Linked DNA regions of Homo sapiens: region 1 is linked to region 2. A link is an interaction called in ENCODE POLR2A ChIA-PET data of the cell type or tissue named here. Cell type or tissue: Caco-2. All regions are shown on one strand. Each heading gives the region's core, and the rest is flanking DNA. Links, peaks and the distances in the headings are about the cores only.

Region 1 (9,871 bases), core at 1,714-6,713, 450 kb after region 2:
TCCCAGCTACTCGGGAGGCTGAGGCAGGAGAATTGCTTGAACCTGGGAGGTGGAGGTTGTGGTGAGCCGAGATCTTGCCACTGCACTCCAGCCTGGGCGACAAAGTGAGACTCCGTCTGAAGAAAAAAAAAAAAGGGAGCTGCTTCTTTTGCTTAGGCATAAAAAATTTCTGGAGGGGACAAAAGAAACCAGTTGAACAGTGAGGCCTCTGGAGAAGGGACCTGAGTGCCCCAGGGACTGGAGTGAGAGTCCAGTCTTTACCTCTTGGTACCATGGAATTTACTCCTCTCGGTTCCATGGAATTTACTCCTCTCGGTACCATGGAATTTACTTTTAGTGCACGTATTTATTACCCAGTCAAAAACAACTCTGCTGAGACTAACCTGTAATCGAAGCCTCACTGACACCTGATGCTGTTCTCGGCTCACAAGTCAGCACACTTGTTTCTTCTGTATCACGAACCCCTGTCCCAGGGAAGGGTGTTCAGGATGTCAAAGCAAAAGCTTTATCAGAAAGTTGTCTTGGGCAGGGTGTGGTGGCCCACGGCTGTAATCGCAACACTTTGGGAGGCTGAGGCAGGAGGATTGCTTGAACCTGAAAGTGGAGGCTGCAGTGGGTCTTGATGGCATCATGGCACTCCAGCCTGGGTGACAGAACAAGACCCCATCTCAAAGCAAACAAACAAAACTTGTCTTATTGAGAAATGAAAATGCAGAGACTTGTAGCCAAGTGCTCATAGCAGCTTTATTCTAGCCTCAAATTGGAAAAAACCCAAATGTCCATCAACAGTCCATCTGCAGTATAAACAAACTACAGTCTATCCAGACAACAGAATACGATTCTGTAGTCGAACGACAGGGCACACTGCAACGGAGACAGCTCCCACAGACACCAGGCCAGTGAGGAAAGACTGTATCTCATATAATTTATATGGAACTCGAGAACAGGCAAAGCTGTTCTATAGTCCTTTCTTTTTTCCTCTGAGCCAGGGTCTCACTCTGTCACCCAGGCTGGAGCACAAGGGTGCCCTCACAGCTCACTGCAGCCCCAGCCTCCCAAGCTCAAGCGATCCTCCCGCCTCAGCCTCCGGAGTAACTGGGACTACAGATGCACACCACCACCCCCAGCTAATTTTTTATTTTTAGTAGAGACGAGTTCTCACTATGTTGCCCAGACTGGTCTCGAACTCTCCGGCTGAAACGAACCTCCTAACTCAGCCTCCCAAAGTGCTGGGAGGACAGGCATGAGCCGCTGTGCCCAGCCTACTCCTTTTTAAATCACCGAATCAATGATGACTATATGGAGGCTCTTTATGTTTATTATATTATTCTCTCTACTTGTGTATGTGTGAATTCTGCATGAGTTTTTATAATGAAAAAATCACACTTCAAAAACAGTCACCTGGCTAAGCATGGAAGACACAGGCTCAGCCTGAGTGCTCTTGGAGGCTCTTCTCCAGGTGGGAGCAGGCCGGGCGGTGTCCCTTTTACTGAGCACTTGATTTTCCACTACCAGGTGTCTCCTCACTAGCCTGAGAACTTAGTTAAATTTTCTTTAAAGATAAATCTTTCATCCTAGCCAGAGCAATCAGGCAAGAGAAAGAAATAAAAGGCATCTAAATTGGAAAATAAGTCAAATTATCCCCATTTGCTGATGATATGATCATATATCTAGAAAACCTTCCAAAAAGCTCTTAGATGGGATGAATGCAGTTAAGCTGCAGAATACAAAATCAACATACACAGATCAGTAGTATTTCTGTCCGTTAATAATGATCTAGTTGACAAAGAAATCAAGGCAATCACACTTATAATAGCTACAAAAAAATAAAACACCAGCCGGGCGCAGTGGCTCACGCCTGTAATCCCAGCACTTTGGGAGGCCGAGGCGGGCAGATCACAAGGTCAGGAGATAGAGACCATCCTGGCTAACACGGTGAAACCCCGTCTCTACTAAAAATACAAAAAAAAAATTAGCCGGGCGTGGTGGCGGGCGCCTGTAGTCCCAGCTACTTGGGAGGCTGAGGCAGGAGAATGGCGTGAACCCGGGAGGCGGAGCTTGCAGTGAGTGGAGATCGTGCCACTGCACTCCAGCCTGGGTGACAGAGCCAGACTCCGTCTCAAAAAAAAGAACGAGATCCTGACTTTTGCAGCAACATAGATGGAACTGGAGGCCATGATCTTAGTGAAACAAGCCAGGTGCAGAAAGTCAAATACCACATATTTTGACTCATGAGTGGGTGCTAGAAAATGTGAACACGTGGACATAGAGAATGATAGACAGTGGAGACTCAGAAGGGTGAAGGGAGAAAAGGGAGTGGATGATGTAAAATGACTTAGTGGGTACAACATATGATATTCGGGCGATGGATCCCCAACAGCCCTGACTTGACCAGTATCCAGAATGCAATCTATGCATGTAACGAAACTGCACTGTACCCCACGTTCTTACAGCGATAGAATATTTCTCCTGACTTCTCCCCATTTTCCAGAATTCTATTTTTTTTCTTTTTTTTTTTTGAGACAGAGTCTCGCTCTGTCACCCAAGCTGGAGTGCAGTGGTGCGATCTCGGCTCACCGCTACCTCCACCTCCTGGGTTCGAGCAATTCTCCTGCCTCAGCCTCCTGAGTAGCTGGGATTACAGGCGCATGCCACCACACCTGGCTAATTTTTGTATTTTTTGTTTGTTTGTTTAGTAGAGATGGAGTTTCACCATGTTGGTCAGGCTGGTCTCGAACTCCTGACCTCGTGATCCACCCGCCTTGGCCTCCCAACGTGCTGGGATTACAGGCATGAGCCACCGTGCCCAGCCCAGAATTCTATAAATAGCATTGTCCATCTGATGTCAGAGAGAGAAACAATCCCTGGATGTTACTCAGGCTGGTGGGCTATGAATACCATGGTTTGTTGTTGTTTTGAGACGGAGTCTCGCTCTGTCACCCAGGCTGGAGGGCAGTGCTGCAATCTCAGCTCACTGCAACCTCTCCCTCCTGGGTTCAAGTGATTCTCCTGCCTCAGCCTCCCAAGTAGCTAGGGCTACAGGCGCCCACCACCATGCCCAAATGATTTTTGTATTTTTAGTAGAGATGGGGTTTCACCACATTGGCCAGGCTGGTCTCAAACTCCTGACCTCAAATGATTCACCCACCTGGGCCTCCCAAAATGCTGGCATTACAGGCGTGAGCCACCGCGCCCAGCCTTTTAAAAGCATTTTAAGAGGTCTCAGGCAGTGCCTTTCACAGAGAGGAGGCTGCAGCCTCCACGCAGGCCTCACCCTCTCCGCCTTCTTCCTTTGACCTCGGCATGTCCTTGATGTTGTACCCAAGGGTCTGTGCCGCTCTCCTGTGACTCTTCTTACAAGCAAATGATGGCTCCAGGAGCTGGCCTGGACCCTGAGGCCTAGAACCTGCCCCAAGGGGAAAAGCACCTGCTCATTTGTGTTTAGGCATTTACTCAACGCTTCTCTTAATGTCTTGGAAAGTGTCACTTAGGAGACAAGGCAGTGCTCACTCTTGGCTGACAACAAGGTAACTGTAGACAGAAGAATCTATTATTAGGCGTCTCCATGTTCTCTTCCTAGCTCATTGCTGGCACTGTCATCCTTACGTTAGTTTCCTTATATTTTGTTTTCTTTTCTTTTTTCTTTTCCTTTTTTTTTTTTTTCTGGAGACGAGAGTCTTGCTCTGTTGCCCAGTCTGCAGTGCAGGGATCCGGGTCCAGGGGATGTCTCTGAGCCCCCAATCCTTTACGGGGCCTTTTCCTGGGGTCCCTGTGGGCTCCATCCCGGGATGCAGGACAGAGATGTGGGATGCGGAAGGGTTCCCCGCAGGGATCCAGGTCCGGGGGCAGGAGGAGCCCAGAGGGTGGCACCATCACGCAAAGGCCTCCAGAGGCGTGGCCCGGGACAAGCACAGCGCCAGCCGCCTGCGCTGCCAGGGCAGGGTCCACACCCACAGACTGTAACCTGGACCCGGGCAGGGCGGGGTCCACACCCACAGACTGTAACCTGGACCCAGGTGGGGTCCACACCCGCGGACTGTAACCTGGACCTGGGCAGGGCAGGGTCCACACCCGCGGACTGTAACCTGGACCCGGGCAGGGCGGGGTCCACACCCTTGGACTGTAACCTGGACCCGGGCAGGGCGGGGTCCGCACCCGCGGACTGTAACCTGGACCCGGGCAGGGCGGGGTCCGCACCCGCGGACTCTAACCTGGACCCAGGCAGGGCAGGGTCCATCCACACCCACAGAATCTAACCTGGACTGGGGCAGGGCCTAAACCCAGGGACTCTAACCTGGACCCGGGCAGGGGAAGGGTCCACACCCGCAGACTCTAACCTGGACCAGAGCCTGGGAGGGTCCACACCCGCAGAATCTAACCTGGACCTGGGCAGGGCAGGGTCCACACCCACAGAGTCTGTCTAATCTGCAGAGGACAAGGGTGGGGTCTCCCACAGAGCCAGCCTGAGGGGTGGGTGCACCTGAGGGGTGGGCGCACCTGAGGGGTGGGCTCGTCGCCCTCTGCCTCATGCTGGCAGGACCCGAGAGGCCTGGGAGTGCTGGGAACTGAGAAACAGTCATCACCAATTAAAAGTCCCGCTGCCTTTTATTAACACCATGCGTCACCCTTCTGTACAATATCAGTGAGAAAACACTCGCCTAAAAAAAACCTTTTGTTGCTCTAAATTCTAAGCTGAACAGTTGCTGCAATCGCCAGTGAGTTTTAATACAGCTTCCGATTAGCACATTTTAATTACCCTTTATAAACATGCTCTAAGTGAAAGTCAATTCAGACAATGTCCAGTGAGGCAGTGGGATCCCATCACACACGGACTCACAGCGCACACTACTCCAATATTTAGGTAAATTCATGGCCGGGCGCGGTGGCTCACGCCTGTAATCCCAGCACTTTGGGAGGCCGAGGCGGGTGGATCACGAGGTCAAGAGATCGAGACCATCCTGACCTACATGGTGAAACCCCATCTCTACTAAAAATAGAAAAAAATTAGCTGGGCGTGGTGGCGGGCACCTGTAGTCCCAGCTACTCGGGAGGCTGAGGCAGGAGAATCGCTTGAACCCAGGAGGTGGAGGTTGCAGTGAGCCGAGATCGCGCCACTGCACTGCAGCCTGGGTGACAGAGTGAGACTCTGTCTCCGAAAAAAAAAAAAAAAAAAAAAGACTTTTAGGCCTTCAGTATTTAAAGGAGGAAAGTGGGCTGGAGGGGAAACAGGGACGGTGTGGTCACATTGTTGAATCCTCAAGTTTCAAGAGAAAAGGAACAGGCAGGGGAAGAGCCGGTGCTCCAAAAATCCACTCTTTACAAAAGAGAAGGTGAACCTGGAATGCCTTACCCGTGGATATTTAAACTTTTTTTAATTTTATTTATTTATTTTTTTATTATTATTATACTTTAAGTTTTAGGGTACATGTGCACAATGTGCAGGTTAGTTACATATGTATACATGTGCCATGTTGGTGTGCTGCACCCATTAACTCGTCATTTAACATTAGGTATATCTCCTAATGCTATCCCTCCCCCCTCCCCCGACCCCACAACAGTCCTCAGAGTGTGATGTTCCCCTTCCTGTGTCCGTGTGTTCTCATTGTTCAATTCCCACCTATGAGTGAGAACATGCGGTGTTTGGTTTTTTTGTCCTTGCGATAGTTTGCTGAGAATGATGATTTCCAGTTTCATCCATGTTCCTACAAAGGACATGAACTCATCATTTTTTATGGCTGCATAGTATTCCATGGTGTATATGTGCCACATTTTCTTAATCCAGTCTATCGTTGTTGGACATTTGGGTTGGTTCCAAGTCTTTGCTATTGTGAATAGTGCTGCAGTAAACATACGTGTGCATGTGTCTTTATAGCAGCATGATTTATAATCCTTTGGGTATATACCCAGTAATGGGATGGCTGGGTCAAATGGTATTTCTAGTTCTAGATCCCTGAGGAATCGCCACACCGACTTCCACAATGGTTGAACTAGTTTACAGTCTCACCAACAGTGTGAAAGTGTCCTATTTCTCCACATCCTCTCCAGCACCTGTTGTTTCCTGACTTTTTAATGATCGCCATTCTAACTGGTGTGAGATGGTATCTCACTGTGGTTTTGATTTGCATTTCTCTGATGGCCAGTGATGGTGAGCATGTTTTCATGTGTTTTTTGGCTGCATAAATGATGTTTAACCTTTTATCTGTAGCACCCTGCTGAGGAGCAAAAGGAAAGGCAGTTTCTCACTTGGCCCCGCTTTCAGCTTAATGTTTTCCTTCTGGCAGAGTGAACTGGGGACCTCAGTTGTTATTTTCTTCTCAAAGAGGAAGAAGGAGTTTCAGATGATCCACTCTGGATGTCATGTTTTGAAGGAGCAAGTGTATTACATAAAACACGATCACTCTGTCTCACAAAAAGACTCAAAAAGTAGAAATAAAAGTGAGAACTCCCACTACTTAGTGAAAATTCTCAAAGTGGGGGATACGGAAGGAGACCGCTACTACCCCTGCTGCCCTCCTCCCTGCACCTTGCCTAGTTCACAAGACAGGAGGAGAGAAGAAGCAAAAAGTTAGAAAAAAAAACAAAAGTAAGATAAATAGCCAGACAACCTTGGCACCACCACCCAGCCCTAGGAGTTAAAAAAAGTAATAATAATAACATCAACCCCTGAGCTAAACTACTTGTGTTATCTGTAAATTCCAGGCACTATGAAAAAAGCATTGTAAGACTTTCTGTTCTGTTAGCTGATGATGCTGCCCCCAGTCACGTTTCCCACGCTTGCTTGATGTATCACGACTCTTTCACGTGGACCCCTTAAAGTTGTAACCCTTTAAAAAGGCCAAGAATTTCTTTTTCGAGGAGCTCAGCTCTTAAAACGCAAGTCTGCCGACGCTCCCGGCCGAATAAAAACCTCTTCCTTCTTGAATCCAGTGTCTGAAAAGTTTTGTCTGCGGCTCATCCTGCTGCAGTATGACAGTGAACCACCTGGACAGGCGAGGGCGTCCCGTCAGAAGACCAGTGAGAATGCAGCCAGCACAGGGCCGCGGGGTTCCTCCATCTGCCTGCGGCCCAGGAAACCTTCCAGCCCAGATTCTTTCCCTCCCGGGGCAGGGCTGGGAGCACGGCCCCGTGTTCACCACCCATGGATCCCGCCCCTCCAGGGATGTGCTCACATAACAGCCACTTTGTGCCCGTCCAGACTGGAAGACTTGCCGTCACTGACAGGTGCTCCAGGCTAGCAGCCTCTGCATGTCTGAATGTTTATTTACAGTATGCGATGGCCAGGCACAGTGGCTCATGCCTGTAATCCTAGCACTTTGGGAGGCCGAGGTGGGCAGATTGCCTGAGCTCAGGGGTTTGAGACCAGCCTGGGCAACACGATGCAGCTCCATCTCTACTAAAATACAACAAATTAGCCAGGTATGGTGGCGTGCACCTGTAGTCACAGCTACTTGGGAGGCTGAGGCAGGAGAATTGCTTGCACTCGGAAGGAGGAGGTTGCAGTGAGCTGAGATCACGCCACTGCACTCCAGCTTCGGCGACAGAGCGAGACTCTGTCTTAAAAAAATAAAATTAAAATAAATAAATAAAAGAATGGAACAAAGGGGCCATGTGCAGGGGCTCATGCCTGTAATCCGAGCATTTTGAGAGGCTGAGGCAGGCAGATCATTTGAGGTCAGGAGTTTGAGACCAGCCTGGCCAACATGGTGAAACCCTGTCTCTAGTAAATATAGCCAGATGCAGTGGCTCACGTTGTAATCCTAGCACTTTGGGAGGCTGAGATGGGTGGATCACTTGAGGTCAGGAGTTCGAAACCAGCCTGGCCAACATGGTGAAACCCCATCTCTACTAAAAATATAAAAAAATGAGCTGCTCGTGGTGGTGCGCACCTGTAATCCCAGCTACTTGGGAGGCTGAGGCAGGAGAGTCGCTTGAACCAGGGAGGCGGAGGTTGCAGAGAGCTGAGATGGTGCCACTGCACTCCAGCCTGGGCGACAGAGCGAGACTCCATCTCCAAAAAAAATTAAATAAATAAATAAATAATTTGTTAATAGCTCATTCATCCCACCAGGGAAGAGATGGCTTCCAACAAGAAGACAAGCACTAACAGACAAAATCGGGACCCAGAAGCAAGCAGGCTTGTGGATAGAGCACAGGCCCCGCTGAGGTCCGGCACCTTGAAGGAGGTGGAGCACCAGCTCCCAGGGGCCTCTGCTCCTGACCACACCAAGACCGTCGTTTACAGCAGGGGTCCCCAACCCCCGGGCCACAGAATGTGGCCTGTTAGGAACCAGGCCACATAGCCAGAGGTGAGCAGCGGGCCAGCCAGTAAAGCTTCATTTGTATTTACAGCCGCTCCCATCGCTGACGTTACCGCCTGAGCTCCACTTTGTCAGATCAGCATCAGCATTCAGTTCTCACAGAAGCATGAACCCCATTGTGAACTGTGCATGAGAGGGATTAGGTTTCACACTCCTTATGAGAATCTAATGCCTGATGATCTGTCATTGTCTCCCATCACCCACAGATGGGACCATCTAGTTGCAGGAAAACAAGCTCAGGGCTCCGACTGACTTTACATTTTCAAAGTTGTAGAATTATTTTATTATTGGCCAGGTACAGTGGCTCATGCCTGTAATCCCAGCATTTAGTAGAGACAGGGTTTTGCCATGTTGTCCAGGCTGATCTCGAACTTCTAACCTCAAGTGATCCTCCCGCCTTGGCCTCCCAAAGTGCTGGAGTTACAGGCATGAGCCACCACGGCTGGCCATATATTTTAAATTCTTTATTGAAATAACTTTAGGGCTGGGCGTGGTGGCTCACACCTGTAATCCCAGCACTTTGGGAGGCTGAGGCGGGCGGATCATGAGGTCAGGATATCGAGACCATCCTGGCCAACATGGTGAAATCCCGTGTCTACTAAAATACAAAAAATTAGCCAGGCGTGGTGGCATGTGCCTGCAGTCCCAGCTACTTGGCAGGCTGAGGCAGGGGAATCACTTGAACCCAGGAGGTGGAGATTGCAGTGAGCCGAGATTGCGCCACCGCACTCCAGCCTGGTGACATAGCAAGACTCCGTCTCCAAAAAAAAAAAAAAACAGAAAAAGGAAGGAAGGAAGAAAGACAGAAAGAAACTTTACACTTCTTAACAGAAAAATTGCAAAAATAGTACAGTTCCCATATATACACTTTGCTCAGGTTCTCCTGGTGTTAACATTTTACATGACTGTGGGACAGATATGAAAAGCAGGCATTGGCTGGGCATGGTGGCATGTGCCTGTAATACCAGCACTTTGGGGGACTGAGGCAGGACGCTCACTTGAGGCCAAGAATTTTTCTTTTCTTTTTTTTTTTTTTTTTTTTTTGAGATGGAGTCTCGCTCTGTCGCCCAGGCTGGAGTGCAGTGGTGCGATCTCCACTCACTGCAAGCTCCACCTCCCAAGGTTCACACCATTCTCCTGCCTCAGCCTCCCAAGTAGCTGGGACTACAGGAGCCCGCCACTACGCCCAGCTAATTTTTTTTTTTATTTTTAATGGAGATGGGGTTTCACCGTGTGTTGGCCAGGATGGTCTCGATCTCCTGACCTCGTGATCCTCCCGCCTTGGCCGCCCAAAGTGCTGGGATTACAGGCATGAGCCACCATGCCCGGCAAGGCCAGGAATTTCAAGACCACTCTGGGTAACAAAGCAAGACTGTCTCTACAAAAAGTTAAAAAATGAGCTGGGCATGGTGGTGCACACCTGTAGTGTTAGCTATTCATGGGGCCAAGGTGGGAGCATCACTTAAGCCCAGAAGTTCGAGACTTCGAGGCTGCAGTGGGTAGCAGAATGAGACTCTGCCTCAAATAATGATAATAATTTACAGGACTTAAAC
Region 2 (9,871 bases), core at 3,248-8,247:
GCAGAGGCTGACGCGTGGACACAGGCCCCACGGGCAGCCCCAGGTGCAGAGGCTGACGCGTGGACACAGGCCCCACGGGCAGCAGGATCAAGGGCTCCCCCAGGCGCCGCAGAGTCGTTTCCCTTCAAAGCCTTGAAGTCAGCCCCGCCCCTCGCAGAGCCCTTTCTTGCTATATAAGGGAACACCAGGTTCCAATGTGGGTATCGTGTCTCTTTGGGTGGGTGGGCGTTATTCTGCCTTCTGCCTGTGCGTGTGTGAACAAAACAGACGTGTGTGCACCCGGCCCCATGCCCACCTGTGTCTGCAAACAGACAGACAGACAGACACGCTGCCTTAGTCCAGATTTCCCAAAAAGCAGAGTCTGAGGCAGGGATTTCGGTGCAGGTGGTTTATTTGGGAGGAGACCCGAGGAAGCCGGAGGAGCGGAGGGGAAGTCAGGAGAGGACATATCCATGAGCTGACCGCTGCCCTGGCCACTGCTAAGCACACACGGGACCCCGTAGCTAGGGATGCGTCTGTGGACTTCGCGCCCCAATCAGGGCCTCCCTGGACCAGTGGAGGAGCCTGTCGTCCTGGTCCCTCATGGGTGAAGCTTGTTAACCCCGAGGGCCCCTGGACCAGCGGAGGAGACTGTCGTCCTGGTCCCTCGTGGATGACGCTTGTTAACCCCGAGGGCCCCTGGACCAGCGGAGGAGCCTGTTGCCCTGGTCCCTCGTGGATGATGCTTGTTAACCCTGAGGGCCCCTCACCAGAAGAGAGGCGTGTTCGGGTTTAACCTGTGGAGAGGCTGATATCCTTGCAAACGTCTCCCAGCACTCCTGCCTCTAAGTTTAGTGCCACACAGAGACCAAATAAAGGGGAAGGAATGGGAAACATCTGGAAACACTGACAGTGTGACTCTTTTTTTCCTAAAAAACTGATAAAAATAGTGTCATAGACAAGTTCGTTTTCTAGGCAATGTTATTTTAGGCAGGATGTGTTAATGGCATGAGAATTAGTACAAATTAAGTAATTAGGCTAGGCTGGCAGCTAGAGCTGGCAGGCGCCAACAGCCCGCAGTTCGACAGTTTCTGTCCTGACGCTGCGTGTTTGACAACAGCGGTGAGGGAAGCATGCCACACAGCAGAGGATGCGGGGCAAGGGCACGGGTCGGTGGCCAGGGTGCTCTTGAACACCTGTGTCCTCTGGGTGTCCCTCTGGGACTCGGGGACAGGGCAGCCCAGACTCAGACTAATCCCGTGGGCCTGGAGTGCTCAGTGGACACCAGGCCAGCCAAAGCCCTCCTGCCGGCTGTCTGGGCAACGACCTTCACTCTGGACAGAGCTGTGGGGCCAGGAGACCCTGTGAGGCTCACCGACCCCCAACCCGGTACCCCGCTCTCTTGCAAGGGTGTCTGCCTGTGCCAATTTTCACAGCAGCGGGTGGGTTCCGTGGGCCTCCACAGGTGCCTGGCTGGACAGCAACGTTGGTGATGGCTCCCTCATAGCGACCCGCTCTGAGAGAACTGCTAGCCCCTTTCACAGATGGGGAGACTGAGGCTGCAAAGATGAGCGGATTTCCCAGAGCATCAGAGCCGGGGGTGGGAGAGCTGGATCGCTCACTCTCCTCCATACCTTCCCAGGTCTAGGGCAGGCAGGACTCCGTGCAGGACCCCCAAGAGCCCCGCTCTGTGCGACGAGGATGGCAGCGTCCAGGGCACGTCCTGGCTGCCGGTGTCCTAAGGGCAGGATGGGCAGCTCTGCTGGAGGCCTCCAGGTGCTGCTGGTGGGAGCCATGCACCCAGCAGCTCTAGCACGGCAGGTTGCTGTGCATGGCCCAGACAAGCCCCTCCTGTGCTCTCAGCCTTAGTTACCTCCACTGCAGGAGAGGGCTCCAGGCTCGTTGGGAGGGTTTAAAAGTGAGATGCACCCTGGGGGACACAGGAAACACTCAGCAACCATCATCCTTGCCGCTACTGTGGGCCCTGGACACACCCTGGACTGAAGTCCTGTTCCCTCTGTGACCTCCCAAAGCCCAAGCTTCAGTTTCTCTCTTAGTCAGTCCATCTTCCAGAGAAACTTAGCTTTCAGCAGAATCTCCTTTCTTTCTTAATTTTTTTTCTTTTTTTGCGACAGGGTCTTGCTCAGTCACCCAGGCTAGAGTGCAGTGGCGTGATCATAGTTCACTGCGGACTTGACCTCGTGGGCTCAAGGGATCCTCCGCCCTCAGCCTCCCAAGTAGGTGGGACTACAAGTGCACGCTGCCACACCCAGCTAATTTTTAAATGTTTTGTAGAGACCAGGTCTTGCTATGTTGCACAGGCTGGTCTTAAACTCCCAGCTTCAAGCCTTAGCCTCCAGATCCTTCTGCCCAGCCAGAACATTCCCAGATGGAACCAGGTGCCTTTTCCCCATTATACTCCACTCCCCTCTCACTGGTGCACCCCCAGTGCATCCCAGCACCTTGCCCAGCACACACTCAGTGCCCAGAAATCATTCACTGGGGGCTTGGATGGCCAAAGCCCATACCAGCCCCTCCTCCCCAGAGGCGGCCCTCCATCCCCAGGCTGCTCCAAGCTCCGTAGGAAACAGACCACATGCCTCCCTCACAGCACTGGGAAATTCCTGGAGGCGGCCACCATTTGGGGCCTGCCATCTTCCCACAGGGGCCTCGGAGGAAGCCCCAAGACCCAGCCTCTGGCTACCTTGTGACATCCTCTCCTAAAGGACTGGCCTAAGCAGGAGAGCAATTGGATCCCAGCACGGGTCTCACTTTGGATTTGCCAAAATCAGGACTTAAGGCAACGGTTCGGTGGAGGATGTGCTTTGGGAGGTGGTCTCAGAAGCACAGGGAAGGTGTGGGTTGAAGACCCACAGAGGAGCAGGTTCTGCTGCAGGCAGCTGGGGCTCCACCGTGCTGGCAACCCCTGAGGAGCTGTTGTGAAACACACCTCGACGCCACCCTATGGAGGGACAGGAATCCCGGGGCATCTCCAGGACTGGCATCTGTCACTGGCCTGAGGTTGCCCCTGGAAACAATAACACCTGGCACTTTGGGGCTGTCCTGAGTGAGGCTGAAAACGTTTCCAGCCCCCTATGCGAAGCTGCAGTGGCATACAGGGACCTGAGAGAGGCGTCAGTCAGGGTGCACGGGAGCCGTCCGATGCACCTGCAAGTGGACTGAAAGGGGACCCAAGGGGCCGTGGGTCAGTAGGCTTAGTGTCTATTAAAGCAACAAATCCCTCTGAGGGAGGAACGGCACCATCTGTGTGGCACCCCTCTACGCGGCACACGGGAGGGTGCAGTGAGTGTGCCATGCACAGGAATATGATAGCGACCTTGCCCGAGGGTTACTGAGGAACAGGGAAAAGGCTGTGTGAGGCTCCTGGGCATCTCATCGGAATACATTACCGTGCACAGCAGGGCTTAACGCAACAGAAGGGCGTCTGAACTGAGGAGGCCGGCAGGGTGGGTCCCCCTGAGGGCCACGAGGGAGCGTCGGCTCCAGGCCCCTCCCGCCTCCGGTGCTGGCCGCGGTCCTTGCCACTCCTTGTCTTCTGGCCATGCCACTCGGATCTCTGTCTCCATGTCTCTGTGGCCCGCTTCTCTCTGTTCTCCTCTTCTGATAAGGACACTTGTCATTTGATTTACGGCCCACTGGACATCCAAGAGGATTCCAGCTTGAGGTCCTCAGCTAATTACATCTGCGAAGACCCTGTTTCCAAAGGTCACATTCGAGGGTTTGGGTGGGCACGAATTTTGAGGGGATACCGTCCGATCCGGTGCAGGGACTTTCCAGCCGCAGGCTCTAGGGAAGGCTCTGTGCTAAAATGCATCCCCGGTTCACACTGCAGGGCAGGAGTGTGCGGGCGGAAGGAGCCATGCTGTTGAGGGGCCTGGGTAACTGTATAACCTGAGGGTCTCCATGTTTTCCGGCCTGCGTGGGTGCCTCTTCCACGTGAGCTCTCCCACCCCCCCACTCCAGAGGGGCGTCCCCTCAAATTGTCATCTCTCACCACCCTGGACTCTTCAGGGCAAACCGAGCACTGCTTAATGGAAACATTGTTTCTTCAGAGGTGACAATTCCCCCACACCAGCGTCGTCTCCAGCCTGGGTAGTCGAAGTGGGGTTCCTGGGCCTGCAGCTCCAGCATCACAGGGCTCCGCCCCGACCTCCTAAATCACAAGACCCTCAGGCGATTCCTGCATTTGACAATGTGTGAGAAGCACCGGCCTGTGTGGCCAAATCAACGGACAAATTCTCCCCCGGCATCCACGCTTGTCCCCCGGCATCCACGCCTGACCCTAGTGGTCTTCATCTGGTCCAGAGCTGCCCGAGGAGACAGGACAGAATGCAGCAGTAAGGACGACATTTCCTTCTGCTCACGGGTCCACACCAGGCATGTTTCTGACAGCAAGGGTCCCCAGCAGCCCTCAACACTCCAGAGATACTGGGATCCGGTGTGTAGGTTCCCACTACCCCTGCTCACTTCAATGACTCCAAACTTTTTCTGACCATCAAGCATGTTTTTCTAGAAACCCTGTCTTGCCGGGGCAGGTGTTATCAGCCACGTCCTGGTCTGTCCTGCAAAAGGAGGAAATGGCCACGCGCCACCTCCTAGTTCACCTGCACCTGTGTGGGCAGGTCCCGTGCACCCTGACTGCTGCCACACCTGCTGGGGCGTGAGGACTTTCTCGGGCCCCTCGATGTGGCTGTGTGTCCAGCTCCCAGGCACTCAGCGCCCTGTCCCTTGTCCCCTGTCTCCCGCCCCCTTGTTTACCAGTGGGGAAGACAGGCCTGGCCGGTGGGGGTGTGAGTCTGTCCCTGGCCCCAGCTGTGGAGCAGCTGAGCTCATTGGAAACCAGGCTGCGGGCCTGAATGCAGCCCTTGTCTCCTGGCCCCTGTTAATAGCCTCTATAACTGCCCAGCATTTCTATTGACTCAAGATAAGTTCCGGGGGCCGGAGAACAGCTCACTGTTTGGCACATGTCTGCTGGCCAGGCCTGGCCAGACCGGGATGGCAGGGTTTGGTGAGTCCTGCAGGCCAGGCCCCAGCGGTTGGTGCTGGCAGCTCAGCAAACAGCCTGCCCGGGCCACATGTTGCCCTCCTTATCCCTCGGGCCCCGGCCAGTAACCTTGCGGCGATTACACTATCAGCCTCCCTTGGCAGTGCCAGCGTGTGACACACGTCACATGTTCTCGAAACTCTGTCCAGAAACAGGTGTTCGAGGTGACATCATATCTGACCAGAGATCACTAAGTCTTCCGACTTCTATCAATATTTGCATTTCCAGCTCCACGGAGAATCTAATCAGACTTCTGATGACACCTGCCGTGTTTCTGACCCACTGTGCTCCTGGCTGTGGGTATCGAGCCCCCGTCTCCACTCATTTTGGATTTTTACCCTCCTGAGGGCCTAGTGAGCTGACAGGAAGGGCCTCTGGGGTGGCCAGATGAGGGGAGCAGAGCCAGGGGGTCAGGAAGGAGGCCCTGGAGCAGGAAGAGGTGGGGTCCAGGCTGCAGGCCTCAGCCTGGGTAGGAAGAGCCCTTGCTGGGCCCTTGGCCTTTGGTGGCTCTGTCCACACCTCTCCAGGACAGAAGCTCAACATGCAGGCCCCAAGCGCAGCGGAAGACCCAGACTCCAATGGCCAAATCAGGCCCAGTCCACAAGTGCATCCCAGAGGCCGGAGCAGGGCAGCCCTTGGCCACCAGACAAGAGCCAACACTCTGAACCACCACGGATGGGTCCCTGCTCTAGCGGAGGAAACCGCACCCTTTTTAAAAGAAAGAAGCAGAAATAAGAAAACAGAGCCCCGTGGCACCTGCAGGCGGTGGCGTCTCTCAGGCCTCTGGAGCTCAGGCTCTGGGGAGGGGTGAAGCCCCTCGTGGGCAGTGAGTCCCCTCTCAACCAGCCCCAGAGGGCCCCAGAACCCCAGAGAAACTCCCAGCAGCATCTGGGGTTGTATCGAGAAGCCACGAATTGGAGATAACGCCCACCTAATGTCAGAACAAATACGAGGCTGAAACCAGAGAGGCCTGGGAGAGATAAGACAGGCGCTCGCCCGGGCCGTGACCCCCGGCCACCCGCACCCCCATCCCAGCCCAGGAGAAACAAAGCCTCCAGAGCCTCCCGCGTTAATCATTTCTGGGCAGTCCGGGGCAGGGAGGCCCCGTTTCTTGGCTCCCTGGAGGCCCCGCCTGCCAGACCAGGCCAGACCTCGAGGTTTCTGGGGGTTCCCGTGCCTGGAACCCAGCACCGTGAGACCAGAGGACCCAGCAGTGAAGGAGGCAAACCCTGTCCCCGAGCTGCACACGCTGGAGCTGCACACGCTGGAGCTGCACACGCTGAGGGTCAAACGTGACATGCAGGCTATTCAGAGAACCACACAACCACACTAGTTAGCGGACAAAGGGCGGCGTGCCCTGAAGCCCGGGGCCGTACAGCACTGTGGGGTTCCTCACAGGCAAGGGGGATGCGGTAACAGCTTGAAGACGCACATTCCGACTTCAGGAAGCGCCATGAGGCCGGGAAGGGCTCCGTGCCTGTCCCTGGCTGAGGCTTCACTGGGCATATGAGGAGCATGAGAGGGACAAGCTCCTCCAAACCCAGGCCCATGTTGAAGTCAGTGTCCCCCAGCTCCCCTGCTGAAAGAACTGGGTGTGACTGGGCAGGGGAGGGAAGGGGAGGGGAGGGCCTCTCAGGATTCCGAGGAGTCTGTGCTCATGGGGATGCCCAGGCCGCCCCCCAGCCACTGGCAGAGAGGAGCCGTGGTGCCCAAGCCAGGCGGTGGGTCAGAGGCCGAGCGGAGCCTGGCTGGCTGGCTGTCCATGGGCGGCCTCGGTCCGGTTCTTGTCCATTCTTGTCCAGGGCAGTGAAGCTCAGCCCTGCAGAAGCCGAGTGGCTGGGGGGAGCCTGCTTGCACCCACCCGCGGGCAGAAAAGACGCCCTGGCTGGGTGGGGCGGGGAGTCTAACCCCTGCCCTGGCAGGTCAGGTCTGCGGCAACTTCTCCGACATGGGGGGCAGGTGGTCTTCTGGGCCAGGCTGGGAGTTGGCAACTGGGAGAGGGAGCAGGAGGAGAGGGAGGCTGAGGGCCCTGGGGGCCACTAACAGGGGAGATGGGGAGGGCCAGAGTCGCCCCCACAGCGGCCACAGGACAGGACAGCGGCGGGACAGTGGCTGAACCCAGTCCCAGGTGCCAGGTGCTCCTCACCTGTGGTGGAGGACTCCACGCACACGCCAGTGGGATCTTCCTTCGAACGGACACATTCCAGGGGAGTGTAGATTATTGGGCTCACACAGAGGAAGTCGGGAAGCACAGATCAGGACCTGGGAACCCCGTTCAAGACCAAGCAAAGACCTGGGCCACAGAGCAGCAAGAGCTGGAGTGTGGGCTCAGCCGTGTGACCCCAGGTCCTCCCTGTTTCCATGAAGGAGAGGCACGTTCCAGGCAGGGCAGGAGAGCTCAGCTGGCCCCAGGCAGGGAGCGTGTATGCAGGTGCGTGCTCGTGTGTGCACGTGTGTCTGAGCGCGTATGTGTGCGTGTGCAGAGTGAGAGCGTGCTGACCCTGGTAACAATTTGAATTCCAAAAGCTTTATTATAACCTTGCCTTTGTTCGTGGATGTTCAGTGAAAAGGTATTTTCCAGAGCAAACACTATCGATCCGGTGTCATGAATCCTGGACCAATGGTCTAACCTTGAAGTCCGTTTCCAATCAATTTTTCATTTGCCTGAAATTATGTTCACAGAGCTCATTTTTCTTCCATTTCCGTTTTACAACAAAATTATGATTTACTCTGAGTTCTTTGTATCCGTGTTCATGATCACGGCTTCTCACACGGGGGTCCTTTGGGAACCTGTGGACAGGGTGAGATCAGTCGCTGGGGCAGATGCAGGCCTCTCCCCACTCACTCCTCAACATCCCCATCTTTGTGGAATCAACATCCACTTTTTGGGAGGTCAAATGTTGCAAAATTCTTTCCCTCTAGCCCAAAGGAAAATTGGCTGTGGATATGTTAGTGGGTAACGATTACTCTGTATGGACGATTTCTGCTGTTTTTTTTACTTCTTAGAGAATTATGTGATCTCCTGAGCTCGTGATCCACCCACCTCGGCCTCCCAAAGTGCTGGGATTACAGGCGTGAGCCACCACACAGACCATCCTGGCTAACACGGTGAAACCCCGTCTCTACTAAAAATACAAAAAATTAGCCGGGCGTGGTGGCTCACGCCTGTAATCCCAGCACTTTGGGAGGCCAAGGTGGGAGGATCACGAGGTCAGGAGATTGAGACCATCCTGGCTAACACAGTGAAACCCCATCTCTACTAAAAATACAAAAAAATTAGCTGGGCGTGGTGGCGGGCGCCTGTAGTCCCAGCTACTCGGGAGGCTGAGGCGGGAGAATGGTGTGAACACGGGAGGCGGAGCTTGCAGTGAGCCGAGATCATGTCATTGCACTGCAGCCTGGGCGACAGAGCGAGACTCCATCTCAAAAAACAAAAGAAAAAAAAATGAATTATATGAAAGGCTGATATTTTGTGGGGTTTTCGTGTTGTTTTGTCTTGGTTTTGTTGTTTTGGTTTGTTTTCAGTGAATCCTGGAGAAAATCGTGAGCTATTTTATGTGACTGAGAAAAGAGAGAGACAGGAGAAGAGGGAGAGGGGGAGGCAGAGGGGCGCAGGAAAGAAGAGACAGATGGTCAGGGTGGGCAGGGTGTGAGCGGGACAGCCTCCAAGCTCCACAGGATGCATGATTTGTGTCCCCTTGACTGGGTCACGGGTGCCTAGTATCCGCCTAAGCATTATTTCAGGGGTGTCTGAGGGGGTGCTTCCGGAAGAGCTTGGCATTCGAACTGAAAATGAGCGAAGATGCCTCCCCAGTGTACACGGGCACCACTCCAGCCCTGAGTGAGGCTGGTTTGCACTCTGCCTGCCTGAACGGGATCATCTCATCTCCTCCTCCTCCTCTCCTGCCCTAGGACGGGGCTCACTCCATCGGCTCCCGCGGTTTCAGGCTTTCAGGCTCGACCGGAACGCACTGTACAGGCTCCCTGGGTCTCCAGCCTGCAGACGCAGGTGGTGGGACGCCTTGGCCTCCTTAGTCGATGAGCCTGGTCCTCACGGGACATCCCTATACCTCTGCCTCCTGTTGGTCTGTTTCTGTGGAGAACCCTCAAAAACACACCATGAGGTCAAGAGCCCCCAGCCTGGAAGTGATGAGGTTGTGTCTCACGCCAACCACCACCGCTGCCACCCGGGGTCACACGCCAACCACCACCGCAGCCGCCCGGGGCTCACACGCCAACCACCACCGCCGCCGCCCGGGGCTCACGCGCCAACAAACACCGCCGCCGCCCGGGGCTCACACGCCAACCACCACCGCCGCCGCCCGGGGCTCACACGCCAACAAACACCACTGCCACCCGGGGTCACACGCCAACCACCACCGCCGCCGCCCGGGGCTCACACGCCAACCACCACTGCCGCCGCCCGGGGCTCACACGCCAACAAACACCACCGCCACCCGGGGCTCACACGCCAACCACCACCGCCGCCACCCGGGGCTCACGCGCCAACAACCACCGCTGCCACCTGGGGCTCTCATGCCGACAAACACCGCTGCTGCCCAGGGCGGCCTCTGGCATCGGATGTGCAGCGGTGGGCGTGCTTTGGGCCTCAAGACTCAGACAAACACCCCAGTGACAAGGGGGTGTGGGCGGGAGGCAGGGGGTGGCCACGTGGTCACCCTGGGAACCAGTGGGGAAGACCATATGGCCAAGGCCACCGCCCCTCCCATAAACCCTCCTGTCCCTCCCAGAAACACCCTCTAGGGTGGGCCTCTGAAGCTAGTGGAGCGGGAGTCCCCCCAGGGTGTCTAGACATCTCCCTGGTCC

Evidence for each region. ChIA-PET counts read pairs that join two places held together with the same protein. Peaks named below come from ENCODE experiments on the same cell type or tissue, not always from the same donor. Only the 100,000 strongest peaks of a DNase experiment are listed, where the experiment ranks them.
Region 1: POLR2A ChIA-PET joins it to region 2 with 12 read pairs; 2 of 35 experiments call an interaction of 5 or more read pairs at or near these places.

The regions. Positions count from the first base shown.
Region 1 is chr7:790,898-800,768 of GRCh38, forward strand. LOC124901567 (a long non-coding RNA gene) reads left to right here. Exons shown (of 2, transcript XR_007060175.1): 2 at 6,206-6,922. Among named protein-coding and RNA genes, the nearest start is that of SUN1, 37 kb to the right of the region's middle. RefSeq lists an enhancer at 6,692-7,192. In Caco-2, for the core only: no CTCF peak of the experiment used is centred there; no DNase peak of the experiment used is centred there.
Region 2 is chr7:337,306-347,176 of GRCh38, forward strand. LOC124901809 (a long non-coding RNA gene) reads right to left here. Exons shown (of 2, transcript XR_007060633.1): 2 at 7,556-7,834. Among named protein-coding and RNA genes, the nearest start is that of FOXL3-OT1, 51 kb to the left of the region's middle. RefSeq lists enhancers at 1-505, 6,288-6,917. In Caco-2, for the core only: no CTCF peak of the experiment used is centred there; DNase peaks (open chromatin) are centred at 4,846, 5,643 and 6,066.